Linked DNA regions of Homo sapiens: region 2 is linked to region 1. A link is an interaction called in ENCODE POLR2A ChIA-PET data of the cell type or tissue named here. Cell type or tissue: PC-3. All regions are shown on one strand. Links, peaks and the distances in the headings refer to the core of each region. The heading gives the core; the rest is flanking DNA.

Region 1 (16,506 bases), core at 4,174-12,173:
AGACCATCCTGGCTAACACGGTGAAACCCCATCTCTACTAAAAATACAAAAAATTAGCCAGGCGTGGTGGTGGGCGCCTGTAGTCCCAGCACTTCGGGAGGCTGAGGCAGGAGAATGGCATAAACCCTGGAGGCAGAGCTTGCAATGAGCCGAGATCGCACCACTGCACTCCACCCTGGGCAACAGAGTGAGACTCCGTCTCAAAAAAAAAAAAAAAAAGAAATACCTGAGACTGGGTAATGTGTAAAGAAAAGAGGTTTAATTGGCTCATGGTTCTGCATGTTATACAGGTAGCATGGTGCTGGCATCTGCTCGGCTTCTTGGGAGGCCTCAGGAAACTTACAGTCATGGTGAAGGTGAAGGGGGAGCAGGCACCTCACATGGCCAGAGCAGGAGCAAGAGAGAGACTGAGGTGCTGTGAGAGGTGTTTGAACCAGAACGACTCCATCTTGAATAGGGACTGGATGAAATAAGGCTGAGACCTTCTGGGCTGCATTCCCAGGAGGTTAAGGCATTCTTAGTCAGAGGATGAGACAGGAGGTCAGCACGAGACACAGGTCATAAAGACCTTTCTGATAAAACAGGTTGCAGTAATAGGAGGCACCACAGATCCCATTTGGGGAAAAATGTCTATTGTCTTCATGGAAACCCAGGAAATAAAAGTGGGTAGATTCCTCTCAAAATCTAAGGCTTTGTCCTGTTTTGCATTGCATTATCTGATATTTTTAACTTTTTGGGGTATCAGAAATTACTTTACATTATTAGAGAGCTTTGGTATAAGCTTTACCTAGTATAACAACTGGGTAGGAATATACTTTTGGGGATAGCTAATGGCAGTTATGGGGGAATACGTGGCTCTTTGCATGTTTGCATTAGAGAAGCATGCTCTTGACTACCTAGAAGGTATGGAAATGACCCCACCCCCACTGAGAGATAAGACTCCCATGGGAGATGGGCTGAATCTCTCTTTTGGGGATCCAGGATCTGGATCTGGGACCCTTAAATTTTGGGAATCTGTTTTGTTTCCAGCTGTGCCTACTTATTAGGCTGTAGAAATGGCATGCTTTCCTGGCTGTGTTCCTCCAAGGGCTCCACCCTGAAGCCAGTAATCCAATTAAGAAACTGGCAAATGAAAAATCTTTCAACTACTGGATCTTCTTCTGTCTTTGTATTTATATGTGTTATGTGTATAATGTTTCTATATGAAAGAGCTTTGATTAATTGGCTTAAAAATAATAAGTGCTTAAATCAAATATTTTGTCAGAAAAATAAAAACTTTAATGCCTTTTGGTTCACATGACTTTAGTAAGCTTTGGGAAACACAGTTTTAAAGATTATTGGTAAAACAAAAATGTTTTCAAAATTTAGGCATTTGGTCTAAATTATGCAGGTCAGGTATTAGGTTTGCTTAATGCTTTAAGGTCATAAACTGCTTCTTTGACTTTTGAAAATTGTTCAATTTACCTACTTTGGAGCATTAAATTCTAGATGAAACCTGGGGACATGTGGAGCTATCCATACCCCCTGGCTATGCTGAGAAAAGTCAGACCTTATCTGTACTTCTCTCTGGGTCCTAGGCTCCACACACACCTGGTACGTAATTAAAATCACTTATTGGCCAGTCACAGTGGCTCACACCTATAATCCCAGCACTTTGGGAGGCTGAGGTGGGCAGATCACTTGAGGTCAGGAGTTTGAGACCAGCCTGGCCAACATAGTGAAACCCTGTCTCTACTAAAAAAAAAAAAAAATACAAAAATTAGCTGGGCATGGTGGTGGGTGCCTGTAATCTCAGCTACTAGAGAGGCTGAGGCAGGAGATTCACTTTAACCTGGGAGGTGGAGGTTGCAGTGAGCCAAGATCATGCCACTGCACTCCAGCCTGGGCAACAGAGCAAGACTCCATCTTAAAAAAATAAATAAAAATAAATAAATCACTCATTAACCAGGTTTTTCACCAAAAGTAAAAGTTAAGAGTTAACACTGTAACATGTAATTGAGGCTACTGAAGAAACAATTTTACTTGCAAGGTGTATAAGTAAAGTAAAATGTACTTTTGGCAAAAGATTTTAAGAAGGCATGGGAATGTGGATTTTTCTGCCTAGATTAAAGTGTTAAAGGATTGTATTCAGTTAGGATAAATCTAAAGGTTTGGACAAGTTATGGAAGGTTTGTGAAAAATTATTCTTGTAAAAGAAATTCTATGTGTGAAAATATTGGCTAAAGTTAAAGGAATATTATTCAGTTTTTCCATAAATTGAATATTCAAATAAAAGCACAATGAGGTTTTCTCTCGGAGAATTGATCTGCTCTTTAACAAAAATTGTAAAGGCTATAAAAAAGATCTATGAGAATCTTACCTTTTGGTCAGACATTAAAATTGGATAGATTTGTCTATAAGGTTTTATTAAGGATTGGGTTTGACATCAATAATGCATTAATGCAATGGTAAAGTGTGGCTCATTTGGTATAAAACCATGCAGGAAACATTGTCAACTATGAGATGCTGTTTGGCTTTCTTTGGGCTGTATATGTATAAATATGTTATTGGTATGTGTTCAAAAAGTATACAATTCTAACATAACAGTGCATGTTATTCATAGTTATAATTGTTATGTAAAATTGTTTATGCCACAGAAGTAACCAAAATTACCTAGTCAACTGTGGCTTTAATAGTGGCTGTCCTAAGACATTTTGTCATCCACAAACAATGATGGTCTTGTTTTGATCCTCTTTAAAAGGTGGTTTGTAATCAGCTATAGGTCTCTAACAGGTGTTCTTGAATGCAAGTTTCTGATAACTTTGGAGACTGTGACATTAGAACAGAGGAAAAAAACTTTCAGTGTTCATGGAGAGATGAAATGTTGATGAATATCAAGTAGAACAGAAGTTAACTGCGTGGACTGAACTAATAGAAGAATGAAGTAACCTTTTTTGACTTTTTGCTTAAAATGTTGCTGATCCTTTGTTTTGTTTTTCAGAGTTAAAGAGACTTTTCTTTAGAACTGTTTACAGCTTTTAACAATTGAGTAAAGAATACCTGTGAACACAATTTGGAGCATATTTGTTTCTCTCTACCTGATTTATCCAGAATTTAAAAACTATTTGTTGAGTATTCTTAATTTATGGCAATATAGTTACCTGCATAAGTGCAATAAGAATTCGTTTTCTTTTGTAACAAGACACAATTGGAGATACTGGTTATTTTACCAAGGCTTTGACTGGAATGGTGTACTTTCCTTTAAGGAATCAAACTTGACTTATAAAGCCAATAAAAGCCCCTTGGGAAAACTGGCCTCATACCTTGTCTACACAGTCCCTGTACAGGGTTTCTGACCTGTGGTGAGTAAAGAATATCACTTTCTTACAGTCCCAGGGTCCCCAAGTTATCTTGGGACTTCAAGAGGAGAGGAATTCACCCAACTCACAGGTATTTGAGGGTATAAATGCATGGCTGTGCTTAACTTTAAAAAGACTCTTATCTGAGATTCCTGATGGAACAGAGTCCATTAAAGCCAATTTTAGATCAGGCGCCATGGCTTACACCTGTAATTCCACATTTTGGGAGGCCAAGGCAGGTGGATCACCTGAGGTCAGGAGTTTGAGACCAGCCTGGCCAACATGGTGAAACCCTGCTTCTACTAAAAATACAAAAATTAGCCAGGTGTGGTGGCAGGTGCCTATAATCCCAGCTACTCAGGAGGCTGAGGCAGGAGAATCATTTGAACCTTAGAAGTGGAGGCTGCAGTGAGCCAAGATCATGCCACTGCTCTCCAGCCTGGGCAATGGTGAGAGACCCTGTCTCAAAAAAAAGAAAAAAAAAAGCCTATTTTAAAAGCCTATGTGAACAATAATTATTCTTGCTGCTCTTTATAGAAATAATCAGGCCAAGTATAATAAAGCAAATTGGTCTTGCCATGATTTGTTTTTAATAAAAATGGGAGACTAGAGAGAGAAAAATTATGTTTCAAAAACTTGTTCTTAGATTCTAGTCTCATCAGTTATTTTTTAGTTTTTTCCTGCAATTTAGACTAACCCTACTTATTTCTGTGAACCAACCAGTGAGCTCTGGCTGCAGTTCAGAAGAAACAAGAGGGATGGGTAATGTAAAAATCTGGATCAATATTCTAATTCTGGTCACATTTTGGAATCAGCTAATGTCCCCATATCAGCTTGGTTTCAACAGTTGCCCAGTTCATGGAAAGCCTTCTTATTTCATTTACTTGGGATAATTTTACTTATTTTGCTTTGCTGTTGTGGAACATATTGTGGTTGTACTCTTTGCGTAGAGATGCAGGATAAGTTTACTTAATGGTTTCTTAAATTGAACACTTATTAATTTTCCAGATATCACCTTTTCTCAGAGTTATGAATGGCCCTCACCATGCCTATGCTTTCTGACTGAGCTCCTCTCTACCCTGAATGCAAAAGACCCTAATAGTCAGGAATATCATTGCCTCTATTCAGCCTTAAGAAGTTACAGAAGATACATCTTTATCCCTGTACAACCCTTAGGATTAAGGGTTCTCTTATAAAAGGAAGAGGGGAAATACGTCAGAGGCATTTGAACCAGAGCAACTCCATCTTGAATAGGGGCTGGGTAAAATAAGGCTGAGACCTATTGGGCTGCATTCCCAGGAGGTTAAGGCATTCTAAGTTACAGGATGAGATAGGAGATCAGCATGATATACAGGTCACAAAGATCTTACTGATAAAACAGATTACAGTAAAGAAGCCAGCCCAAACCTACCAAAACTAAGATGGTGACGACAGTGTCCTCTGGTTGTCCTCACTGCTACACTCCGACCAGAGCCATGACAGTTTACAAATGCCATGACAATGTCAGGTAGTTGCCCTGTATGGTCTGAAAAGGGGAGAAACCCTAAGTTCTGGGAGTTGCCCACACCTTTCCCAGAAATCTCAGGAATAATCCACCCCCTTGTTAGCATATAATCAAGAAATAACCATTAAAAAGGGCAACTAGTAGCCCTTGGGGCTGCTCTGTGCCCCCAGTTTTTTTTCTTTTCTTTTTTTTTTGGAGACAGAGTGAGTGCCATGTCGCCTCATTGCAACCTCCACCTCCTAGGGCTTAAGCAATCCTCCCACCTCAGCATCACAAGTAGCTGGGGTTATAGGCATGTGCCACCATGCCTGGCTAAATTTTTTTTTTTTTAATTTTAGTAGAGATGGGGTTTTGCCATGTTGGCCAGGCTGGTCTCAAACTCCTAGGCTCAAGCAGTCTGCCCACCACAGCCTCCCAAAGTGCTGGGATTACAGGCATGAGCCACTGCACCTGGCCTCACCCTAAATTATTTCTTGCAGGAGATTCAAGAGCCCTCTCTTGGGGTATAGATGGGGATCCCTTTCCAGTAACAGTGCCACCCAGTTTTAAACAGCCAAATCTTATGAAAAGTCACTCACTATGGTGAGGACAGCAACAAGGGGTTGGTACTAAACCATTTGTGAGAACTCAGCCCCCATGAGCCCATCATCTCCCACCAGACCCCATCTCTAATACCAGAGATTACAATTCAACATGAGATTTGGGCAGGGACACGTATCCAAACTATATCACACTTCATTTACTAGATTACCAGATTGTTATAAAAGGATACAACTCAGAAACACCCAAATGAAAGAGATGTATGGGGCAAGGTGTATGGGAAGGGGTGTGGAGCTTCCATGCCCTCTCCAGGCATGCTACTCTCTCGGCACCTCCACATCCTCACCCATCTGGATCTGGTCCTTTTGGGTTTTTGTGGAGGCTTCATTATGTAGACATGACTGATTAAATCGTTGGCCATTGAAATGAACCTAATCTCCAGCTTCATCTCCCCTCCCCTAGAGATGGGGGTGGGGTGTGGGGCTGAAAGTTGTAATCCTCTAATCACTTGGTTGGCTTCTTGGCAACCAGTCCCCCACCCAGAGGGGGTTTCCAAAAGTCACCTAATTAACATATACTTTAGTGTGGTTGAAAGGGGCTTGTTAGGAAAATCAAGATGCTTTTTTCACTTTTACCACTTAGAAAATTCTCAGGGTTGTAGGAGCTCTGTATCAGAAATGGGGTTGAAGTTCAAGTATATATTTCTCATTATAAATCACAGTATCACACAAGGTGATCCAGAATACATTCTAATAAGGGCATTGCTGACTTTCCCCGCTTGCTTTGTCAATAGCTTCAGGATTTGCATTGTGCTATGGTTTGAATGTAGCCCCAAAAAGCATGTGTTAGAAATGTAATCTCCCAATGCAACAGTGTTGGGAGGTGGGACCTAATCAGAGGCGATTAGGCCATAAGGAATCTGCCCTCACGAATGGATTAATGCAGGAGGGGGCTCCACATAACAGGATGAGTTCAGTCACTTTATTGCATTCTTTCTCTCTCTCAATGTCTCTTCTTCTGTCACAGGCTGACACAGCAAGAAAGCCCTCACTGGATGCTGATCACTTAGTCTTGGACTTCTCAGCCTCTAGAACCATGAGCCAATAAATCTCTGTTGATTATAAATAAATATTGTAAATATAAAGTCTCAGGTATTCTGTTACAGCAGGACAGACTAGGTGCTATTAAAACAACATGACTAAAAGAAGTTATTTTTCCTGCTTTAGTAAAACTATTTATCAAGACTCTAAAGAGGCCAGACACAGTGCCTCATGCCTGTAATCACAGCACTGTGGGAGGTGAGGTGGTTGGATCACTTGAGGTCAGGAGTTCGAGACCAGCCTGGCCAAACATGGTGAAATCCTGTCTCTACTAAAAATACAAAAATTAGCCAACCATGTTGGCATAAACCTGTAATCCCCACTACTTGAGAGGCTGAGGCAGGAGAATCCTTGAACCCAGGAGGCAGAGGTTGCAGTGAGCCAAGATTGCACCACTGCACTCCAGCCTGGGTGACAGAGAAAGATTCCGTTTAAAAAAAAAAAAGATAATGGAAAAAAAACTGTAACCCAAGATTTTCAAGTTGGCCAACGCTAATGTCTAATGGACATAACTCTTTAGATGATACAAGGAATATGCTGCATCTGGCAAGAGTTCATCTAATGTCTCAGAGTGATGCAAGAGACAGGTGAACCATTATTTATTAAGACAAGCTCATCAATGTCTGGGGTGGATTGCATGGTGAAAGGGATATCTCATATCACTTAAGTCCCAAAGGAAACTTGATGGAAACCATTAACCGGAAATGCATTTCTCAATTTCTTAGTCAAGCTCCAGGTTCTCTGTGTGATACTCCCAATTTAGTTCAGTTCGACAAATATTTACCCAGTGCTATGTGGCAGGCACTGGTCCAGGTGCTAGAGATGTAAAGCTGAGTAAGACACATTCTGTTCTTGGAACCAAACTGCCTAAGGCCAGCTCCTGGAATTCTTAAAGTGAAAGGCATGGCTCAAACATTATGGCATCAGGGAAGTAGTGGTATAGGTTTTGTGATCAGTGAGGATGCATGAAATAATGCTCTAGTGGGGGTGAGCTGAAGCTCAGCCCCATTACTACTCTGTCTCATTAGCCACTGAGAGATTTCACTCTCCTTATTCTTAAGGAGAAAGGTCCAAAGATCTCATCTTCTGAAGCTACTTCCTGCTGAAGCTACTTCCCGCCTAACCGTGCAGGGCATGGAGATCTCTTCCTGACTGCTCTAAAGACCTATAGAGACTAGGCACTGTTGAAACCTGGAAGACATAAATTTTAACCATCCATACTCCTATTGAATATAACAAATAATTATTTTAAAAAATTAAATAATACCCAGTGATAATAACATGCTTAAGCTCAGTTTGATCTTTTTTTTTTTTTTTTTTTTTTTTTTTTTTTTTTTTTTTTTTTTTTTTTGAGACAGAGTCTCGCTCTGTCGCTCAGGCTGGAGTGCAGCAGTGCGATCTTGGCTTACTGCAAGCTCTGCCTCCCAGTTTCACGCCATTCTCCTGCCTCAGCCTCCTGAGTAGCTGGGACTACAGGCGCCCACCACCACACCCGGCTAATTTTTTGTATTTTTAGTAGAGACGGGGTTTCACCATGTTAGCCAGGATCGTCTCGATCTCCTGACCTCGTGATCCGCCCGCCTCGGCCTCCCAAAGAGTTCGATAATTCTTATAAGAGATCAGATGCCGTTAATTTAGGTGAATAGTCCAGAGAGCCAGTCTCCTGTTGCCTGAAGTATAAAGCAAACAGACTTTTAATAAAAGGCACTTCCCAAAAATGGAATAAACAGGAGAAAAACAAATGTTAATAGTGGGCATAATCTATCCAGATGTTAGACTCAAAGTATCTTAGTTACAGAGGAGGAAGGCAGTGACAATCTGACGTGCTCTTATCACGTGTATCACAAGGAATAAGCTTCAGCTTGCAGGGCCTTCGGAAAAAGGTAGTAGCAATTCTATTGAGTTTGTAAACCAAAAAGTATCTGAGACAGGTCTCAATCAATTTAGAAGTTTATTTTGCCAAGGTTAAGGATATACCCAGAAGAGAGGTCTGTGTCTTTCTCCAAAGATGATTTTGAGGGCTTCGATATGTAAAGGAGAAAAGTGGACTGGAAGCGAAGAGGGAGGGTATGGTCACGTTACTGAATCACATGTTGCAAGAGAAAAGGAGCAGGTAGGGGAATAGTAAATTATGTATTTGTCTTGCCCTCAGTAAGACAGAACTTTGCATAAGATAAGGTGAACATAGAGTAGTGACCTGTGGAGATACTTAACCTTTTATCTGTAGCTGTCTGCTTAGAAACAAAAGGAAAGGCAGTTTCTTGCATGACTCAGTTTCAGCTTAACTTTGTCCCTTTGGTATAGTAAATTGGGGTCCCAAGTTTTTATTTTCTTTTCACAAGTTTAAGTTAGAAAAATGGAAGAAAAATTTCCAAACATTAGTTGGGAGACTTGCAGCCCAGAAAAGGTTTAAGATTCAGTCCATGTTGTAAAAATCATATTTAAAAAACTCAAAAATAACAGACAAGACTAGAACCTAATAGCAGGTGTATTATAATATTTTTTCTCCAGTCTTTCATTTTTAATCAAAGACAAGTCATGGTAGGACCAATGTGTTTGCAAAATAAGTTTTAGTCATATTATACTTGGCCTGATTATTTGCATAAAGTGCAGCAAGATAATTATTCTCTTTTTAAATTGGCTTTGCTAGAACTTCGTTCCGTAAGAATCTCAGATTAGATTGTTTAAAGCCTGGAGCCCAGCCATGGATTTATCTCTGCCTGCAAATGCCTATATGAAATGGGTGAATTCTCCTTTGGAGGTCCCAAGATAACTTGGAGCCCCCACACTCAGTCCTCAATGGAGCACTGCCTAGTGGAGCTGTGAGAAGAGAACCACCATCCTCCAGACCCTAGAATGGTAGATCCACCAAGAGCTTGCACCATGTGCCTGGAAAAGCCCAGGGCACTCAACGCCTACCGTGAAAGCAGCTGTGGGGGCTGGACCCTGCAGAGCCACAGGGATGGAGCTACCCAAGGCCTTAGGAGCCCACCCCTTGCATCAGCATCACCTGGATATGAGCCATGGAGTCAAAAGAGACTATTTCCTACCTAGATATTAAACATCAATGCTAAAATTTTTTTTATAATGCAAGGTAATTTTTGATGCCTCCAAGAGTCAAGATGATCAGGTAATGCAATGCAAAATGAGCAAAACCTTAGATTTTGAGAGGGATCTGTCCAGTTATAATTTTGGGGGTTATGTTAGGGAAATAGGAGCATAGCAGAGCCAGGGTGATGCCATTTTGAGTTCAGCTCATCTTGAGACTAACAAGGCGCATTCCATGCTTGTCACAACTCACAGTCATGAGATGTTTACAGTTCAGGAAACAGCTTGAAGATACCTGCAAAAGACACATTCTTACAATGATGGAAAGTCCAGATGTCCCAATATTCATAACGATACATGCTTTTAAGATTGCTATGCTTTGGGCCAGGCGCGGTGGCTCACACCTGTAATCCCTGCACTTTGGGAGGCTGAGGTGGGCGGATCACTAGGTCAGGATATTGAGACCATCTTGGCTAACATGGTGAAACCCCGTATCTACTAAAAAAAACCTCAAAATATTAGCCGGGCGTGGTGGCGGGCGCCTGTAGTCCCAGGTACTTGGGAGGCTGAGGCAGGAGAATGGTGTGAACCCGGGAGGCGGAGCTTGCAGTGAGCGGAGATCGCACCACTGCACTCCAGCCTGGGTGACAGAGCGAGACTCCGTCTCAAAAAAAAAAAAAAAAAAAAAAGATTGTTATGCTTTGGGTGGGCACAGTGGCTCACACCTGTAATCCCAGCACTTTGGGAGGCCAAGGCAGGTGGATCATTTGAGATCAGGAGTTCGAAACCAGCCTAGCCCACATGGTGAAACCCCATCTCTACCAAAAAATGCAAAAATTAGCCGGGCATTGTAAGGTCAGCTGAGAGAAAGGACGAGAGAGAGAGACCCAAGTTCAGGCAAGTAAGTTTATTGAACCTGCTGGCTGCTCGGTTACAGACAGAGGAGGCAGCCCTGAGTTTACAAAATGAGGGGTTTATATGGGGGAGAGAGACCCCAGGGTCGTTTGTTGGTTAACTCTGCCACATATCACCTGTGACATTTATGGTACCGGAGGATGTAGGTAAAGTTTGTTGATGCTTCCCATGACCTCCCCCTGTGGGGTCTGGATGGTTTGTAATTGGGGTTTGCTTTATAGCAGCAAGTCCTGATAGGTAAAGTCTGCCGGGTTCACTGCAGTGCCTAGATAAGGGCTTAGAAATGTAAAGAGGCTTGGGGCAGCATGGAGAGGAGTTGCAGAGTGGGGAGGGGCGGGCAGCACCAAGAAGCTTTTTGGAGCAGTTTGTCTCTAACAGGCATCATGGCAGAATTGGAGCGGGAGCCAACAGCAGGGAGAAGACCGGCAGAAGGGCAGGCACTTCTGAGCCTAAAAGGGCAGGGGGGCCTTCCTGAGCCCCCAGGAGTGGGGACTTGTGGTGCCTCTTCTGAGTTGGCCCATGTACCAATCGGCATACACTTCCTCCCCCTCTGAGATCCATAAAAGCCCGGGGCTCAGCCAGAGCAGGGCAGAGGATGGAGAGATGATGGGATGACCAGCTGCAGAGAGCAGCTACCCACTCTTCTGAGAGCTGGAGATGACAGGATGATCAGCTGCAGAGAGGAGCTACCCTCTCTGCTGAGAGCCACAGACTTCAGGATGACCAGTTGCAGAGTGGAGCTTCCCTCTTGAGGGCCTCCTCTGTGCTGAGAGCTGAACACCCGACGAGAAGACCTGCCTACAGAGGAGCTACCCACTGCAGGTCTCCTCTGAGCTGTTGTAACACTCAATAAAGCTCCTCTTTATCTTGTTCACCTTCCACTTGTCTCTGTACCTCATTCTTCCTGGACTCAGGACAAGAACCCGGTCAAAGGGGCCACCAGCACAGAGGTTTCCAGCCAGAAAAGTGACACCCCAAAGATCCCATAACACTATCTTAGAACCACAGGCCAAAGCCTCTTAAATTTCTTAATTTTGTAGTAAGTTAACTTTCACTCGCGTCTGTGTGAAGAGACCACCAAACAGGCTTTGTGTGAGCAACATGGCTGTTTATTTCACCTGGGTGCAGGCGGGCTGAGTCCGAAAAGAGAGTCAGCGAAGGGAGATAGGGGTGGGGCCGTTTCATAGGATTTGGGTAGGTAAAGGAAAAAGGGGGGTTGTTCTCTGGCAGGCAGGAGTGGGGGGTCACAAGGTGCTCAGTAGGGGAGCTTTTGAGCCAGGATGAGCCAGGAGAAGGAATTTCACAAGATAATGCCATCAGTTAAGGCAGTAACAGGCCATTTTCATTTCTTTTGTGGTGGAATGTCATCAGTTAAGGCAGGAACCGGCCATCTGGATGTGTACGTGCAGGTCATAGGGGATATGATGGCTTAGCTTGGGCTCAGAGGCTTGACATTAACGGTTTGTGTTCTGAACTTTCCTCAGTGTTTAGAAAACCAATACTGACCGTCACACCCAGGCCTCCCTGGTGCCTTCCTGAAAGCTAGCTGGGCGTTTCTGGCACCCTGTCTCGGGCAGTCTCCCCAAACCAGCAGGACTACACATTTGGACAGACTCCCAAAGAGAGAGAGAGAGAGATTCTTGGGACTTAAACTCAAATCAATTTAGGCCAGGGGATGGGTGTGACTCATCCCACTGCCTGCTGGGTTAACCAGAACTGGATGGTCAACCCTTTTAATTCATCCTGTGTGGATGTTTATTCAAGTGACCCAGACCAGTAAATCAGGAAAATCATGTCAACCCATCCCTCATGGATGTCTAATAAGGCAACCCAAACCAGAAGGGATTAGAAGAGGAGGGGCGAAGCACCCCAAATGACAGAAAAAAATAGAAAAGGGATAGGAAAGACAGAGAAAAGGAAGGGAGAAAAGTGTTGCCTTGAGGTTTGGGCGAGGTGTTCCAAGGGGCTGGAGACTGATCCATTGTGGTGACACTGAGTCAAAAGTTCAGGCAGCTGCTGTCAGCCACTAAGGGATATTGTCCAGCAGTCCCATCAGCCCTCAAGTCTCCCCACTAGCAGAAGAAAAATCTCCCCATGTAGCCTGATCCCAGATGAGCCCTCAAAGAACGTGTTACCAACCATGGGTTCTTGGGCTCTCAAAGCAATAGAAATTGACCTGAGCCTGAAAAAGTTTTCCCAGACAAGGCCTCCTTGGAGCTTATGTCCTGAGGTAAGCGAGGCATAGAGAGCCAGTAGGGCTTTTTTTATTATGCAAAGCATGGGCATTGACAGCAGGGTAGGTTATGTAGGCTGGGCTGAGCAAAGCCGGTGAGGGGTGGGGTATGCAAGGCAGCATATCTAGTTGCGATGGCTATCTTGAGTAATGGGCCACTTGGTGGTCTGGCCTGCAGCAACAAGGCTGCAAATCAATTGTGCAGCATCCCTTCCCTAGGTGGGACACTCCACAACCTTCATTATCTCCTAAGAACCATGCTGGAATTCTTTAAGTAAAAGAGGAGTGAGGTAGTGGTGTGGGTTTTGGGATCAGTGGGGATGCATGAAAGAATGCTCTAGAGCAGGTGAGCTGAAACCGAGCCCTGTTTCTACTCTGTCTTAAGAAGACTGAGGATTACAAAGTACAGGTAGAGTGCTTAGAGAGTGAGCAAAACAGGGTTCTACCTTAGCTTGGGGGATCAGAGAGGGCTTCTTGAGAGATTCATATTTATTCTGAGAGCTGAAGAGAAATCAGAAAGCAGCTAGGTAGAAGGGGCAGGAGGTTTCCAGAAAGCCAGGCACATGGAACATTCAGTGTTGAGGGTTGAGGAGCTGGGAGAGAAAAGATTTCTTCCCCTTTTCTTGTTTCTAAGTCCTCCCTAAAGACTTGCTTCTAAAGAAGAGGCAAAAGTAATAAGATGTCACTTCTGAGATTTCATTATAAAAGATCATGACCTAGGCCAGGCACGGTGGCTCATGCCTGTAATCCCAACACTTTGGGAAGCCGAGGCGGGCAGATCACGAGGTCAGGAGATTGAGACCATCCTGGCTAACATGGTGAAACCCCGTCTCTACTAAAAATACAAAAAATTAGCCAGGTGTGGTGGCGGGTGCCTGTAGTCCCAGCTACTGGGGAGGCTAAGGCAGGAGAATGGCGTGAACCCAGGAGGTGGAGCTTGCAGTGAGCCGAGATCGCACCACTGCACTCCAGCCTAGGGGACAGAGCAAGACTCCGTCTCAAAAAAAAAAAAAAAGATCGTGACCTTTGTCTTGCACATTTGCCCATGCTCTCTCTCTCTGGCTCTCTCACTCTTTCTTTCTCTGTGTCTATCTGATGAAGCCAGCTGCCATATTGTGAGCTGCCCATGGAAGGGTCCACATGACAAGTAATTAAGGGAGTCCTTCAGCCCAACAGCCTATGAGGAAGCGAATCGTGCCAATAACCTCATGGCTGAACTTGGAACCACATTCTACCCTAGTTGGGCCTTGAGATGACTGCTGCCCTGGCCAACCCTTGATTGCAGTCTTGTAGAGGTCCTAAAGTAGAGGACCCAGCTAAGCCACAGGTGGACTCCTCACATACAGAAACCGTCAGATAATAAATGTTGTTTTAAGCCACCAAGTTTCTGGGTATTTTATTTATTTTAATTTTTTAAAAATTAATAGGGACAGGGCCTCGCTATATTAACCAGGCTTGTTTTGAACTCCTGGCTTCAAGCAACCCTTCCACCTTGGCTTCCCAAAGTGCTAGAATTACAGGCATGAGCCAGCATGCCTGGCCTTCTGCGTAATTTTTTATACAGTAATAGATAACTAATATATTCATCAAATAAGGAGTCCCTGGATTTATCATGGACTTTGCATCTTACCAAAGTTTTGGGTTCATCCTGAAGCTGGGAACACAACAAATTCTGAGCACTCATGTCATTAGGAAGGAAACACTCCCTAAGTCCTAAGGGACACAGGAAATAAGTTCCCAATAATTATTATCCAAGAGCTGGGCATTCACCGCCCTTAGGCAACTGAAGAACTGTGAGGACCATATAGCTCCGCCACATCTAGGCTTCCTGAATAAGAATTAAGTGGACAATCTGAAAAATAACCAGATAATCAATTAGATGATTATATAACTGCCCTCATTCAAAGATACAGACACATAAAAAAGCAAACACATAAACATAGGGAAAAAACACCTGCAACTAAAATGGAGGAAATTAACACAAAGCACAAAAGATAAATGAGGAACATCCCTTGGAAGCTTTGCACTGGGAAACTACAAATACTTTTCTCGCTCTCAAGGAAATTAAAGCAAACCGGGAGCCTGTGAAATAAGAAATGTAAAATGAGATGAAAAGATAAGGTGAAACAGCAGCTGGCATAACTAGGGAAAATAAATTAAGGAGAAAGATAATTATAGAAGTTAAGAATCCTTTAGAAACTCAAAGTCTAGCCGGGCGCAGTGACTCATGCCTGTAATCCCAGCACTCTGGGAGGCCGAGGCAGGCAGATCACGAGGTCAAGAGATCAAGACCATCCTGGCCAACATGGTGAAACCCCATCTTTACTAAAAATACAAAAATCAGCCGGGCGTGGTGGTGGGCGCCTGTAGTCCCAGCTACTCAGGAGGCTGAGGCAAGAGAATTGCTTGAACCCAGGAGGCGGAGGTTGCAGTGAGCTGGAATCATGCCACTGCACTCCAGCCTTGGTGACAGACGGAGATTCCGTCTCAAAAAAAAAAAAAAAGGAAAAGGAAAAAAAAGAAACTCAAAGTCTAGAGTGACATTACCGAAAATGAAGTAATGATGTTGACGGGAGTCTGGAGAAAAAGTATCTAGAATGAAAGCTAAAGGACAACAAAGTGGGAAAATATCTTAAAACAATATTCAAATAAATACTGGAAAGCATTGCTGAACTGAAGATCAGAGCCTGGGGATCTAAAAGCTCACGACACATCAGGCAAAATTCATTAAAAGCTAAACATCAATGTAACCATCAGACGTTCCCGGTTTACATAATTTAACAAAAATATTTGGCCGGGCGCGGTGGCTCACGCCTGTAATCCCAGCACTTTGGGAGGCCGAGGCGGGCGGATCACGAGGTCAGGAGATCAAGACCATCCCGGCTAAAACGGTGAAACCCCGTCTCTACTAAAAATACAAAAAATTAGCCGGGCGTAGTGGCGGGCGCCTGTAGTCCCAGCTACTTGGGAGGCTGAGGCAGGAGAATGGCGTGAATCCGGGAGGCGGAGCTTGCAGTGAGCCGAGATCCCGCCACTGCACTCCAGCCTGGGCGACAGAGCGAGACTCCGTCTCAAAAAAAAAAAAAAAAAAATTTACAGCAACCATTTATTAAACTGGTTGGCTAGGTGTGGTGGCTCACATCTGTAATCCCCGCACTTTGGGAGCCCAAGGAGGGCGAATAGCTTGAGTCCAGGAGTTCGAGATCAGCCTGGGGTAACATGGTAAAACCTAGTCTCTACTAAAAATACAAACAAAAGTTGCCGGGCTTGGCAGCAGGCCTCTGCAGTCTCAGCTGCTTTAGAGGCTGAGGTGGGAGAATCACCTGAGCCCAGGAGATGGGGGAGGCAGTGAGCCAATATCACGCCACTGCACTCCAGCCTGGGCAACCAGAGTGAGACCCTGTCTCAAAATAAATAAATAAATAAATAATAAAAAATAAAATAAAATAAACTCATTATTTACAAAGATGAAAAAGAAGTGAATTGGTTTCAAATTTCTCAGCAACATTAGGTGGCAACACTAAGAACGATGTGATTTGAGAGTATCTGATCAATTGTTGCTCACAAGTATAGGCAACGGAAAGACATCAGATATGCAGATTCCAATTGTGGAGAATTTTGAAGCCATTAAAATAATAAAGTTTTGTATCAATCAGGATTCAATCAGCAGCTGAGCACAGTGGTCCCTGCCTGTAATCCCAGTACTTTGGGAGGCTGAGGTGGAAGGATTGCTTGAGGGCAGGAGTTTGAGACTAGCCAGGCCAACATAGCCAGACCCTGTCTCTACAAAAATAAAACTTAAAAAAGAATTAGCTGGTGGCCGGGTGC
Region 2 (15,346 bases), core at 7,347-15,346, 130 kb after region 1:
AATTTGGTATATCTTAAATATTATTCTTTCAACATATCATCAATTTAAAAGTTTTAAGATATTTTACATTCCTTTTTTTGGTGTGAAACCCTTGAAAGCCAGTATGTATTTTACACTCATGGCAAGTCTCAGTTTGGACTAACCACATTTCAAGTGCTCAGTAGCCACATGTAGCAAGTGGCTATGTTATTGGAAAGTACAATCCTAGAGCATGATATTCTCTAGAAATTTTCCAGAGCTGCATCCTGACTTTTTGTTTTGTTTTATTTTATTTTATTTTTTTGAGATAGCGTCTCGCTGTGTCTCCCAGGCTGGAGTGCAGTGGCACGATCTCGGCTCACTGTAACCTCTGCCTCCTGGGTTCAAGCGATTCTCCTCCCTCAGCCTCCTGAGTAGCTGGGACTACAGGTGCGCGCTGCCACAACCAGCTAATTTTTGTATTTTTAGTAGAGATGGGGTTTCACCATGTTGGCCAGAATGGTCTTGATCTCTTGCTGACTTTTATTTTTAAAAATTGCCCATGAACCACCTTTAGCTTAAGAAATAAAATATCATCGATGCAGCCCCTCCCATCTGTTTCTCCCTTATTCTATCCCTCTTCCTCTCTTCCAGAAGTAACCACTCTCCTGAATTTATTTATTCATTCCCATGCGTTTCTTTGTGCATATAGCCATTCTGTTTGTTTCTAAGCTTTATTGAAAGAGCATCATATGGTGGATCTTCTTCTGCAAGTTGTTTTTCTCTCATGGAGATTTATCCAGGCATAGCTCCAGTTTATTAATTTTCATAACTGTTTAATATTCCATCCTATGAATAGCTCCCAGTCTTTGCTTCAAGTCTTCTTCTGATGGATGTTCAGGTTGATTCCAGGTTTTTGCTACTTCAGACAATGCTGCCTGTGAACATTCTTATGCATGTCTCAGGGGCAGGTGGCTGCAATTTTTTGTAGCACATATTCCTAGGACTGGAGTTGCCGAGTCATAGCCTATGAGCACCTCCAAATTTATTAGATATTGCCAAGTTGCTCCCCACAGTGGTTTGTTCTCCCACAAAGTACAGGTAAGAGTTCCTGGAACTCCACATCTCACCCATGCTTGGGGCTGCAGCCTTAGCACTTTTGCCCCTTTGACGGGCATCCTCTTACCTTGGCCCTCTCAGATGACTGCAAACAGAAAGGTGGAGCAGCTACAACAAGAATACACGGAAATGAAGGCTCTCTTGGACGCCTCAGAGACCACCTCGACAAGGAAGATAAAGGAAGAGGAGAAGAGGGTCAACAGCAAGTTTGACACCATTTATCAGATTCTCCTCAAGAAGAAGAGTGAGATCCAGACCTTGAAGGAGGAGATTGAACAGAGCCTGACCAAGAGGGATGAGTTCGAGTTTCTGGAGGTAGGTCGCCACAAGGCATTGTTGAATGTTTTTTTTTTTTTTTTGCCTGATGTCATGCTGTTGATGATAGGGCCCTCAAGGAGCGGGAGACTGGAAGAGGTCACTGGAAGCATCCCTGAGACACACGCTGTATTAGTTTTCTGAGCTGGGCAACAACTTACCACAAATGTAGGGGCTTCAAAAAACACATATTTATTCTCTCAGAGTTTCTCTGGCTCAGGAATCTGGACATGGCTTTATGGGTGGCCTGCATAGGGTCTCACCAGGCTACAGTCTGCGAGGGATGGCCAGGCTGTTTCCTTTGGAGCTCAGGGTTGTCTTCCAGGCTCATGTGGTTGTTGGCAGAATTTAGTTCCTTATGGTTGTAGGACTGAGGCCCCCCGCAATTTCCTGCTGGCTGTCTCTCAGATTGATAGCTGACTTCTTCAAGGCCAGCATGAGAATTTCTCCTCTAGAAAGATGCAATCCCTCTTTTAAGGTCTTTTACCTGATTAAGTCAGGCCCACCCCAGATAATTGCCCTTTGATGAACTCAAAATCAATTGATTTGAGATGCTAATTACACCAGCAATATTCCACCCCCTTTGCCACATGACATAACCTAATCACAGGAGTGATATCCTATTTCATTCACCGTCCTGCCGATACTGAAGGGGAGGGCATACTATAGGGTATGTACATCAGTCGGGGTCGGGGGCTTGAGGGCCATCTTAGAACGTTGCCTGCCACTCACACTCCACCTCTTCCTCCCATCCTTCCTCCAGCAGCTCCTGGAAGTGTGTGTTAGTAGTCCCTTTTGCATTGCTATAAAGGAGTACCTAAGACTGAGTTATTTATTTATTTTATGTATTTATTTTGAGATGGAGTTTCACTCTTGTTGCTCAGGCTGGAGTGTAGTGGTGTGATCTTGCTCACTGAAACCTCTGCCCCCAGGCTCAAGTGATCCTCCTGCCTCAGCCTCCTGAGTAGCTGGGATTACAGGCGCACGCCACCATGCCCAGCTAATTTTGTATTTTTAGTAGAGACGAGATTTCACCATGTTGGCCAGGCTGGTCTCGAACTCCTGACCTCAGGTGATCCACCCACCTCGGCCTCCCAAAGTGCTGAGATTACAGGTGTGAGCCACTGCGCCCAACCAGACTGAGTAATTTATAAAGAAAAGAGGTTTATTTGGCTCACAGTTCTACAGGTTGTACAAGCATGGCACCAGCATCTGTTTGGCTTTTAGTTAGGCCTTTGGTGAGGAAGGAAGCTTTTACTCATGGCAGAAGGTGAAGCTGGGAGCAGGCATGTCACAGGGTTAGAGAGGGAACAAGAGACAGAGGAGGAAGTGCCAGCCTCCGTTAAACAACCAGTTTGTGCAAGAACTCACCTGTTACCATGGGGAGGGCACCAAGCGGTGCATGGGGAATCCACCCCCACGACACGAACACCTCCCACCCTGCCCCACCTCCAACACTGGGAATCACATTCCAACATGAGATTTGGAGGGGACAAACATCCAGACTGTATCAAAGTATCTGTCTAAAGCATGGGCCCCCTGCTGTTTCTGGCCTCATGTCCCTTAACATGGCCTGCAGGGTCCTAGGTGACTGGGCCCCGCCTGTGCCAGCAGTCTCATCTCATATCATCCATCCCTGGCTCATGCCCTATGCACTCACTGTTCCCCAGACACAGTGGGTGTGGGTGGGATGCCATGCTGGGCATTCTTGCCTAGTGAGTCGTATCCTTCCAGGGCCTTGGATCCCATTGCCATGCCGTATCGGTGTTCCCAAGCATGCCACACTGTTTCTACAGTAACATTGGGTGATGTTGTTTCAGATGTGCATTTTTTCATGGCTGTTTTGACTGTAAGCCCATCTCTTATTACCCCCATTCATCCTCCTGCCAATCTGACCAGCACATAGCAGAGTGCTTGGCATATAGTGGTGTGCCCCATTGATTGAGTGACCTGCAGCTATACCTGAAAGACCCAGATTCCTTGTTCAGATCAGGGGGTGGGGAGACAGTGCAGGAGTGAATGGGAACCTTGTCTCTGTGCACTGAGGCCTGATGCGTGCCTAGTCTGGATGGCGTTAAGTTTCATCCCAAGTGTTCATTCCTGTCTGTTGGAGCAGCTGCCCCGAGCTCTCGAAGGATCTGAGTGCACATCTAGGCTTCTTGATACTGTACAACCCTATTTTTCTCAAAGTTTGGGACTTCCAGGAAGACCCTCCCTTCCCATAAGATATTCCCTGGCTGCAATCCACATCCCTTGAGATGTCCCTGTCTGTTACCAGAATGTGTGATTAGAGCTGTTCCCCTAGGATTGGGGTGGTCCTGAGTTTCCTGTGCTTTTCCACCTTTAGCTGGAAAAGTGGAAAGAACATTGTCCTGGGGGATCGGAAGATCTCAGTCCCAGCTGTGTCTGTGCCCCTAGCTGGTGGAGTTCCTGCCATGTCTAGACCTCAGTTTCCCCATCTGTAAGATGAGTGACCTCTGGGGTCCCCTCCAGCTCCAGATTACTGTGTCTTCAAGTGTCATTTAAACTCCTGGTGACCTCTGGCCTGTAATTTGAGAAGGCCAATTGGACTTAGCACTCTTGGGCATAGGGGAGAGCCTCCTGGGGTTGGTGAGGACTGAGCCCAGGTCCCCGTTTCACCAGAGCTGCCTGCACTAACCCCCTGGCATGTTCCAGAAAGCATCAAAACTGCGAGGAATCTCAACAAAGCCAGTCTACATCCCCGAGGTGGAACTGAACCACAAGCTGATAAAAGGCATCCACCAGAGCACCATAGACCTCAAAAACGAGCTGAAGCAGTGCATCGGGCGGCTCCAGGAGCCCACCCCCAGTTCAGGTGACCTTAGCAGCCCCCTATGCTGCCCCCTGTGGAACCCTGCAACCCGATGGGTCCCCTAAATGTTTTGGGATGGGAGATTGGGGCGTGATCCCGAGCACTGGGGCCTGAGTTTCAGGGCTCCTGAAACATCCGCCCTCTGTCTGGAGGCTGGTGGGGAGTCTGCTTCATCCTGACATTTTAGGATCTTTCCTAAAGCATTTTTGGGGACTTGATGTTAATGCTTGGACTTTCTGGACAGATAGGCTCTTTTGGCCTGTGATCTTGAGGCCAACTTGGATGGGTTTTGAATAAGCTAGGGCTTGTTATTGTGTTTGGTGGGGGAATGGCCCGTTTGGGGGAGAAATCTAGAATTCCTCTTTGACACCCCCTTTTCATCACCCCATATCCAATCCATTGCCAAATTTCACTTCTTTCAATCTCCTGACTCAGTCTGCTGATCCTAGCACTGCTTGCCTGTTCTCCATTGCCATCACCTGTCGCCCCATGACTGTAGCAGCTTCCTAAACCCTCTGCATCTGCCGCTGCAGCCAGAGAGGGATTTTCATGATGCAGAGCTCATGTCCTGGGACCTATTCTGCTTTGCCCTCTCACTAGGCTTCCTATTACTCCCTGATGCAGACCAAACCCTTGACCCTGGTCTAGATGCCAGGTCAAGCCCTGTTGGTCTCTCTCCAGCCCCAAGGCGCCCCCCACTCTCCTCTGGTGCATCTCTCTGCATTCAGTTCCTCAAATATGCAAAACTTCCTGCTACAGGGCCTTTGTGTTTGCTCTTCCCCACTCTCCAGAAGGCTTGAACTCCACCGTCTTCACTAATTAACTCCTCTCACCCTTCAAAGATCAGCAAAACATTACATTTATAGCCAGCCTCCCCTGCCACTGCTCCCACTCCTCAGACTGGGCCCAGGGTCCTTGTCATCCTCTTGGGACTCTTGCATGGGTAGTATCGCATTCTTCCTTGGGATCCCCGTATATCTCCCTCATTAGGTTGTGATCTCTGTGAGGTCAGGGGCTGCGGCTTATTTATTTATTTATTCAGGATCTTGCTCTGTCGCCCAGGCCGGAATGCAATGGCGTGATTATAGTTCACTGTAACCTCAAACTCCTGGGATTAAGTGATCCCTCTGCCTCAGCCTCCCGACTAGCTAGGACTATAGATACACACCATCATGCCCGGCTAATTAAAAAAAAATTTTTTTTTTTTTGAGACGGAGTCTCGCTCTGTCACCCAGGCTGGAGTGCAATGGCCCAATCTCTGCTCACTGCAACCTCTGCCACCCAGGTTCAAGCATTTCTCCTGCCTCAGCCTCCTGAGTAGCTGGGATTACAGGCATGTGCCACCACACCTGGCTAATTTTTGTATTTTTAATAGAGACATGGTTTCACTACTTTGGTCAGGCTAGTCTTGAACTCTCGACCTCAAGTAATCTGCCTGCCTCAGCCTCCCAAAATGCTGGGATTACAGGCGTGAGCCACCGGGCCCAGCCTAAAAAATTTTTTTTGTAGAGCCAGGGTCTCGCTAAGTTGTCCAGACTGATCTTGAGCTCCTGGCTTCAAGTGATGCTCCTGCCTTGGCCTCCCAAATCATTGGGATTACAGGCTTGAGCCACTGTGCCTGGCCTGTCTGATTTTTCTTCAACGCTATTTCCCTAGTGCCTAGCACAGAGCCTGGCCCATAGTAAATCTCTGTTGTGTAGTCCAAGATTGGGCTTGAATCTCAGCTTGGCCTGCCGAGTGTCCTTGCAGAAGGGCTTCTGAAATCGGTGGCGGTGCAGCCCCATTGTGGAAGTGCTGCGTGGGGGCAAAGCTATAGGTGGCTGGTATGTGGGAGGAGGGGAGAGAAAGAATAGTGGGAAAGGAACAAGTGTTGACCCAGCCTCCGCTACATGACCTTGATCTCATTCAGGAGTCACATCAACCATGAGCAAGGTGAAGTCATCCCCATTGTGTGCTCGAAGAAACCAAAGCTCAGAGAAGTCTCAGAGGCCACAGAGCTGGGTGCTGGTGGAAAAAAGACTTGGCCCTTGCTACATTTTAAAAAGTCAGAGAAAAAAGGGAATACACCAAACTGGTTCTTAGATCACCTTGTTTGTAGCTCTTGTAAGCGATGGGATGGGGAAGGTCGGAGGAAATGGCTGTCTGTGTAAACCCTCTGCCTGCCCACCGACCCATGGCAAAGCTGGCTGCTAGGGTCAGTGAGAGGAGCCGCACACACTGAGCCCTTCTTCTCTGACACAGGTGACCCTGGAGAGCATGACCCAGCGTCCACACACAAATCCACACGCCCTGTGAAGAAGGTCTCCAGTAAGTAGCCCCACCCCTGTCTCCATGGCAACAGCATGGCTGTGGCCTCCCCAGGCTCTGGCCAAGTCACTTCCGGCCCATCCCGAGTCACTGTGGGGCCTGGACCTCAGTGGGAAAGAAGTTGGTGGCAGTCCCCACTGCGGGGGGCTGTAGGGCTGTGGCAGAAGCTCCGCTGTCCATCAGCATTGCACGTTTGGGCTGCCTGGAACAGCAAGATGCCTGAGGCTGGCTTGTTTTGAGAAATATTTACTATACCCAAGTCCTTGGGCAGAGCCTTGGGCAAGGAGACTGATGGCGGTCCAGGAAGGGTGGAGGCTAAACCTCCTTGGCATCTCAGCAGTGTTAAGTCTCTGGGTTGTAATGGGCTTCTGCTATTACCATGTTTCTCAACTGTTTTTTTTTTTTTGGTTTCTCACTGTTACCCTCCTCCTGCTCATCCCCAGAACCATTTGAGAAAATTTTTTTCCTAATTACAACCCATGAAATTTTAATACCACCCATCTACTGCATAACTGTTTATGTTTGTGCTTTTACACATAAAAAGAGTAATCTTTTTTACTCCCCCTCCCCCAAGGATCCATTTTTGCCCTCCTAGGGGTACTATCCCCCTCATTGGGCAGGCACCTGCCATTGACATGGGGGTTGAGGAGAAGAGTGGTCCTGTTCTGCAAATGTGGACAATAGTGATATCGAGGCCACAGGATGATTCTGAGTGATGAGGGGACACTGATTGTGAGAGCTCTTTATGAGCCATATACCACTGAGATGTCCATATACCACTGAGATGTCCATATACCACTGAGATGTCCATATACCGCTGACATGTCCATATACCGCTGAGATGTTCATATACTGCTGACATGTCCATATACCGCTGAGATGTCCATATACTGCTGACATGTCCATATACCGCTGACATGTTCATATATCGCTGAGATGTCCATATACCGCTGACATGCCCATATACCGCTGACATGTTCATATACCACTGACATGTCCATATACCACTGAAATGTTAGCTGTCATTGCTTCCCTGAAAAGTTGGTGTGAACCCAGGAGGGCTGGCTGCACACTGCTGGTGTTGGGGGGATGAGAGAGCCAGGGCTTGCTCTTTGTTGTTGTTGCTTGTGCTTAGTGTTCAGGTCACCTGTAGCAGGCAGAGTGTGGTATCGGTCCCCGAATGGAACAGAGTCAGGGCTGGGATGCCTGGTGCAGATGGAGGAGGGAGCCCTTAGCTGGGCCGGAAAACCTCGAAGGGTACTTTGTGTGAAAAGAGGAGTGAAAGAGGAAGTGGAAAGGTACTGTTGACCTGTGTCCTTCCCCAGTCACCTTCCTCTGAAAGCTCCTCCCTTAGTATGAATGAGGTAGGGATGCCGGCCAGCAGGCAGGTGTGTTCCCCAGTGAGGTGAGGTCCTCATGTCACAGCAGAATGACACCCTGGAGAATAAAGTTCGGGAATGAATCAAGGCTCCTCTAGGCTGAAATGGGGAAATAGGGGAGGGGGTATGGAGTAGTCCCAGTGCAGAGAGATGTCTAAGGGTAGGTGATGAGGGAGGTGCCTGTGCCCTAGATTGATGTCACAGCCTGGGCCTCCCAAGATGCTGGTCCACAGGGAGTGGGTGGGAAAGTGGCAGAAGGGGAGGAAATGGGAGAGTGAGCGACTGTGAGTGATGTGACTTCGAAGTAGGAGAAGCGGTAGCAAGGGGGCTTTGTGGTGTGATGGGGGTCTGGGGGAGGGAGAGGGTAATAGGAGAGAGCAGGGCTTATCTGTAATGTCAGGTGTCCTGCAGGTGGGCAGGGATATGATTTCAAAAACGCCCCTTTTTGTTCCAGTGTTGTGGAAGGTGGCAAAGAAGGAAGCTGGGATCTTCTAGCCCACTTGAGTGGACTTTGGACTCACCTGGAGGGCTTGTACATCACAGATTGCTGGGTCTCACCCCCAGCCTTTATGATTCAGTGGCTCTGGCTTGGGGCCCAAGAATTTGCATTTACTATTTTTTAAGAGACAGAGTCTCGCTCTTTTGCCTAGGCTGGAGTGCAGTGGTGCGAACAGAACTCATTGCAGCCTCGAACTCCTGGGCTCAAGTGATCCTCCTACCTTAGCCTCTTGAGGAGTTAGGACTGTAGGCATGTGCCACTAAGCCAGGCTAATTAAAACAATTTTTTTTTTTTTGTAGAGACAGGATATTGATATGTTGTCCAGGCTGATCTTGAACTCCTGGCCTCAAGCAATCCTCCTACCTCAGCCTCCCAAATTGCTGGGATTACAGGAGTAAGCTACAGTGCCTGACCAATAATTTGCATTTCTTAGGGGTTCTCTGGTGATGTCACTGCAGCTGGCTTGGGCACCAGACTTTGAGAACGACTATTTTAGCCAAACTCAGTTCCTGTAGGTAGACACTCCAGATATTTTTAAAAGACTTGGCAAGCATTTTTTTTTTTTTTTGAGACAGGGTCTCATTTTGTTGCTGAGGCTGGAGTGCAGTGGCAAGAACACAGCTCACTGCAGCCTCATCCTCCTGGGCTCAAGCAATTCTTCTGCCTCACCTCCCAAGTAGCTGGGACTACAGGTGTGTGCCACTAGGCCTGGCTAGTTTTTTCTTTTTTTTTTTTTTTGTAATTTTGTAGAGATGGGGTTTCCCCATGTTGCCCATGCTAGTTTCTAACGCTTGAGATCAAGTGGTTCCTGCACCTTGGCCTCCCAAATTGCTGGGATTCCAGGCATGAGCCACCATGCGCCCAGCCCTTGGCAAGCATTTTTTTTTTTCTGATTCCCTATTTGGTTTTTGTGTTTTTTCCTTTATGGAAATATAATTTACCTGCAGTAAATCTCTTTTTTCCCTGCAGTAAATCTTAAATGTGCAGTTAGATCTATTTTGACAAATGCATACATGTGTTACCATTGTTCAAATCAAGATAAAGAATTTCCCTTTCTCCAGAAAATTCCTTCATGCTCCTTATTAGTCAGTCCCCGCCCCCACGACCGCTCATGCTGGTTTCTATCACTATAGATTCATTTTGCCTGCTGACTCCTTCTGTTTTTCAAATTAAAACATCCTTTTATTTGTCTGGGTCAAATTCATGCACATGAATGTTATTATTTTGAAAATGTCATTGTGTTGTGCCTTAAAAGAAATTAAATCTGAAAACTTTCTTTTGCAGAAGAGGAAAAGAAATCCAAGAAACCTCGTAAGTTATGCATTTCTGCAACTGTTCGTTTCTTGAGACTGCCCGAGCACAGAACTAAATGCTGGTAGTGAGAGTCGACCTCTCTCATCAGGGTTCTGTGATGGGTTCTATATGATTCCATTCTGTAATGGCAGCAGGCCTGAGGCTGGAGGGGAGGACAAGCATAAGTGAGATGAATAAGGTGACTTTAGCCTTGTCTGTTTTCCCCTGTGTTGTCCTGCTGTTCAGGCGTGTGTTTGTAGAAGTGGCTCTTAATCAGTGTGGAAGGGAGTAGAGGCCATCCCGTTGCTCTGTATCATATTTCCCTTTCCTTACCCCCAGCCCCTGTCCCTGCCTTACCCAGCAAGCTTCCCACGTTTGGAGCCCCGGAACAGTTAGTGGATTTAAAACAAGCTGGCTTGGAGGGTAAGTTATCATGGGCAAGGAGCTTTGGGGTGTCCACTCTGAGTTTGTTCTGCAAATCACTCTCTGTTTCCTCTCCCAGCTGCAGCCAAAGCCACCAGCTCACATCCGAACTCAACATCTCTCAAGGCCAAGGTGCTGGAGACCTTCCTGGCCAAGTCCAGACCTGAGCTCCTGGAGTGTGAGTAGCTTCGGGGCTGGTGCGCGGTTCCACTGGTTCTGTCTCTCCTGCGCCGCTCTGTGCAGCTCTCTGTGAGGCCAGCTGGCCGGCTATATCAGCCACTCCCCTTCACTTGTCCTCTACTTTGTTGCTCCCTTATTTTCTCCCAGTCATCAGTGCCTTTCTTTACTTTTCCTAACTAGCTCAGATTTCACAATCGGTCCTTTGACTCTCCCTCTTGCCGTCTAGTCTGGCCCAATTGAGCTCACCTTTCTCTGTGGGTCGGCGCCTGCATGTCCTCTGCAGAGAAGGCAGGGCGATTGCGGTCACCGGCCTTCACCGGGCGTCCCGTTGCCGGCATGCCTGCCCTGCATCTCCTGTCTCCTCCCCACCACTCTCCAGAGCCACCATTCCCAAGACTTCCCACTGGCCATAGCTCCATCCTTCTCCCTGTCCCGCCCACCTTCTGCTTCACGAAAAAGACAGACACTGTAGAAGGGGCTCCCCCTGCTCTGTTATTGACATCGCATCTGCATCTACTGTGCCCCCTTCCTCGCCTCCTGGCCCCTTTCCCAAGACCCCCTGGCCCTGGGCTCTGGAGTCTGCTCCCCACACGCTCTCTGGAATCTTCTGCTCTCTCTTAGGCCTTTCCATTCCCATCTCTTCACCCTCAGCATCTCTACCTAGGCTTGCCTATCTGTAGCACGTTTACATCTCTCCAAATCACAAAAACAAACCTAGCAAAACTGTCTCAGCTGCAGCTCTGTTTCCTGCCTCCCTTTCACCCGAATGCTTGTTAAAAATACAAATTACTAGCTGGGTGCGGTGGCTCATGCCTGTAATCCCAGCACTTTGGGAGCCCGAGGCAGGTGGATCACCTGAGGTCAGGAGTTCAAGACCAGCCTGGCCAACATGGCAAAACCCCATCTCTACTAAAAATACAAAAAATTAGCCGGGCGTGGTGGCACATGCCTATAATCCCAGCTACTTGGGAGGCTGAGGCACGAGAATCACTTGAACTTGGGAGGTGGAGGTTGCAGTGAGCCGAGATTGTGCCACTGCACTCCAGTCTGGGCAACAGAGCGAGACTCTGTCTTAAAAAACAAACAAACAAACAAAAAACCCCAAAAACCAAATTCCTGGGCCCTGTTCTAGCCCTACAAGATCAGACTCAGGCAAGCACGGAAAGCTGTATGTTTAGCTCATTTCCTCCATGATCCTTTTGAGGACAGTTGGGGAAAAGCAGCTCTGCAGATTTTCTACATTGGTGGCTCTCAACTGTGGCTGCGTGTTGGAATCCTGGGGAGCTTTTTAAAATCCCCGATGCCCAGGCTGTCCCCCAGACTGGTTCATTCAGAATGTTGGTGTTTGGCTGCCCAGGGTTGCAATGTGGGGCCGAGGTGGGAGCCTGAAGTCTAATCCTCGTGCCACTGCATTCTGACCTCTGTCCTGCCCTTGACCCAGGCAGCTCTGAGGTCATCAGGGTACTCCGTGTCACAAAATCCAGGGACGCCTTTCAGCTTTTATTTAGCTTCACCTGTCAGTGGCATTCCTCCTCCTTCTGACACTCTCTCCCCTTGCCGCTTGAGCTGCTATACCCCCCTGGGTTTCCATCCACCCCTCCTTTGCAAGCTCGTCCAACCTGGAAGTGGGTGGAGTTCCGTTGTCAAGGCCAGGCCTAGGGCCCTCCCACTTTCCGTCTTCTTGTTTCTTCTGCACCCACGTGCAACACTCCAGGCAGCACCTGCCAGTGGTACCCACTTCCATGTGGAGGCCAAAGCCAATCACTGAAAAATATAGCCCTTCCTTTATCATAAGCAGCTGCAGCAGGCTTGGTGGGGATCTGTGGGTCCCTTGCTTTTTCAGGGCTGGCCTTCTTGTAGCCCTCCGCTGTCCCTGCCCCCCAAGAGAGGCCCAGACCAGCCCTGGGCTGCAGCTAACTCTTGCCCAAGCTGCTAGCGGCGGTGCTGAGCCACGTCTTTCAGGAGCTGCTGTGCACTCTGTGGCAGCCGCATAAACAGGGAAAGTAAAATTCTATCAACTTAGGGCCTTTTCCACCCCCAGCTTATTCATTTTGCCTTGGGGGAAACTCGGGCTCCAGTGAAAAGTGTCATGCCCTGAGCCACCTAGCAAATGAGTGCCTCGCTTGGCTCCCTGCTGCCCACCAGTTAAAGTCTAGCCTCCTAAGCCCTTCCCTTTCTAGCCCCAACATGTTTCCCTTCTCCTGCTGCATCTGTGTTCCCAGCCACCCAGCTTCCCCGATCCCAGCACATGCGAATCCCCTTGGCACTCCGTGGCTTCACTCTCACTGTTCCCTCTGTCTGGAACAGCTTTTCTCTCTCTGTTCTCCTCTGTCTAGTTCTCATCTTCTGTTACTTGGCTCCAATTCCAGCCTGCCAGTGAAATGTTCCCCAACTGTAGCATCAGTTGCCTTGTCTCTGTGTCCCTACAGTGTGTGCTTACCCTTTTGGCAGAGTGTGAGTCTCATGGTGTTGTTACTGATGGACTTGCCTTGCTTGTTGGAGTGTGAACTCCATGAGGCCCGGCACCTTGTCTCTCTGGTTCATGGTTGTGCATCTTGTGCCAGAATCTGGTGTCAGTCAGGTGCCTGGTAAATGGTTTTGGATGGATGAATGGACAGACATACGGATGACTGATAGATGATAGATGGCTGGCTGGCTGGACAGAATGGATGGATGAATGGATGGATAGATGAGCTGATGAATAATGGATGGGTGGATAGATGGGTGGATGGATAAATGGACAGATGGATAGATAAGTGGATAGATTAATGAATGAATGAATGGATAAATGGAAAGGCAGAAGGATGGATAGATAAGTGGATAGATGGATGAATGGAAGAATGGATAGATAGGTAGATAGATGGGTATATGGATACATGGGTAGATGGATAGATGGATGGATGGATACATGGATGGATTGATGGATACATGGATAGACAGATAGATGGATGAATAGACAGACAGATGGATAGATGAGTGGATGGATGGACCAATGGGTAGATGGGTGCATGGATGGATAAAACTAGTGAATAAATAGTACCACTTTGGCAAAGGTCTAAAAGAGCACTTTGGGCCCCTTGTAATTAATTCCTTGGGGTGATGTTTTCTCAGATTACATTAAAGTCATCCTGGACTACAACACCGCCCACAACAAAGTGGCTCTGTCAGAGTGCTATACAGTAGCTTCTGTGGCTGAGATGCCTCAGAACTACCGGCCGCATCCCCAGAGGTTCACATACTGCTCTCAGGTGCTGGGCCTGCACTGCTACAAGAAGGGGATCCACTACTGGGAGGTGGAGCTGCAGAAGAACAACTTCTGTGGGGTAGGCATCTGCTACGGAAGCATGAACCGGCAGGGCCCAGAAAGCAGGCTCGGCCGCAACAGCGCCTCCTGGTGCGTGGAGTGGTTCAACACCAAGATCTCTGCCTGGCACAATAACGTGGAGAAAACCCTGCCCTCCACCAAGGCCACGCGGGTGGGCGTGCTTCTCAACTGTGACCACGGCTTTGTCATCTTCTTCGCTGTTGCCGACAAGGTCCACCTGATGTATAAGTTCAGGGTGGACTTTACTGAGGCTTTGTACCCGGCTTTCTGGGTATTTTCTGCTGGTGCCACACTCTCCATCTGCTCCCCCAAGTAGGCAGGCTGTAGGCACTTGGGCTGACTGCCTGCAGAAGTCCCAAGACCCTAGTGAAAATACAGCAGGCAGAACTCTCCTTGGATAATTCCCCAAGAGGTCCCAAGGATTGGGAGCATGGGAGGGGAGCTGGCGGGAGGGTGGGAGGTGGGATTTAGCCAGGAAAGGGGTGAGAGTGATTGTGTTGTGGGCGAGGAGGCGTTTCCACCCCCTGGTGCCTATCAGGGCAGGGTGACCTACTCCCCATTGTTCTGGAAATCTCCAGGCTGCTGGGCAGCTGGGCAGAGCTCTGGGAAGTGAAGTCATGAGTGCCCGATTCCTCTTAGAGAAAATCCATAGCTACTGTAGGTTCTGTCTTGGGCCACTTGGATCTGAAGGCTGCCCCTTTGCTCTCTGGGGTAGCCTTCAGATCTTGGTGTTTTGAATTCTTACTATAGATGTTTTTAAAGTTCCAAAGTCATTGAGTTTCAATGTTACATAAACTCCATTACCCGCATGTTGGGGCTTGATCTCCTGGTTATTATCTGTGCTTGAGGAAACACCCACAGCAGTCTCTACCCAGAACAGTTTCCTAAAGAGGCATACCCTCTTCCTCCACTGGAAAATAGTGCGTTCCCTTCCTACCCTGCACACCCATCGCCCCCACATTGATGGTTTTCAAACAGCAAACTTTTCAGCTAAAGCTTCAAACCATGATTGGAATCAGCCTGTGTTGGATTTGTGATTCAGGGTCATGGTGACCCTGATCCAGTTTGGGTGGAAATCCTTCCTAAGTATCATAAGAAGCATCTTGGCAGAGATGCTTTGGTGGCAGCCATGAGCTTTGCTGGAGGCCTTGCTTCCCATAGCCTTGGCTGTGGGGCAAGGAACTCTGCCAGGCGAGGGGGATGCTGCCCTGGATCAACAGAAGCCTGGTGGGTTTGCTCGTGTTAGAGTGTCCTGCCTTCTTACTGACAACTCTTCTCGGTGATAGCCTCTCTTCCCTGGATTGTGACATATGGAATGACAGTGCAGGTACCACCGAGGCTAGCACAGTCAAGCCTCCAGCTAAGCTGGATCCCTGAAGCCTGCTATCATGCAGACAGGCTATGCGGCTGCCTCGGACCATGCTAGGCCACTTGCTGGGGTGTCAACCTACCACCAAAGGGGTCTTTTAGCAAACCTCATGGGGAACAGGAACATTCCTGTTCATCCCTGGCCACAGGCTGCAGACCCAGCACTGGCCCTTGCGTGAGTCAGAGCCTGGGGCTGGCCCTAGCCCCTTCTACTGACTTCCTCATTTAAGCCAATTATATAAGCTCACATTGATCAGGGAGGGAGGGAAAGAGCTAAAGAGGGTCACACAAGTGGCTATTTTCCCTGCAGTGTTTCTGTGTGGTGAAAATAACCCAGTCCACTAAGG

What was found. Peaks named below come from ENCODE experiments on the same cell type or tissue, not always from the same donor. Only the 100,000 strongest peaks of a DNase experiment are listed, where the experiment ranks them.
Region 2: POLR2A ChIA-PET joins it to region 1 with 6 read pairs; 2 of 35 experiments call an interaction of 5 or more read pairs at or near these places.

What each region holds. Positions count from the first base shown.
Region 1 is chr17:57,012,517-57,029,022 of GRCh38, reverse strand. No RefSeq gene overlaps it. Among named protein-coding and RNA genes, the nearest start is that of SCPEP1, 43 kb to the right of the region's middle. RefSeq lists silencers at 928-1,128, 12,621-12,915 and enhancers at 10,431-11,255, 11,256-12,082. In PC-3, for the core only: no CTCF peak of the experiment used is centred there; DNase peaks (open chromatin) are centred at 7,262 and 12,162; H3K27ac peaks cover 1,942 bases.
Region 2 is chr17:56,890,301-56,905,646 of GRCh38, reverse strand. It overlaps TRIM25 (tripartite motif containing 25), which reads left to right. Exons shown (of 9, transcript NM_005082.5): 3 at 1,159-1,392; 4 at 4,069-4,228; 5 at 6,467-6,532; 6 at 9,695-9,721; 7 at 10,043-10,126; 8 at 10,206-10,304; 9 at 13,418-15,346. The coding sequence ends at 13,947. It overlaps MIR3614 (microRNA 3614), which reads left to right and starts at 14,292; the gene lies at 14,292-14,377. In PC-3, for the core only: a CTCF peak has its summit at 13,705 (motif pointing left); no DNase peak of the experiment used is centred there.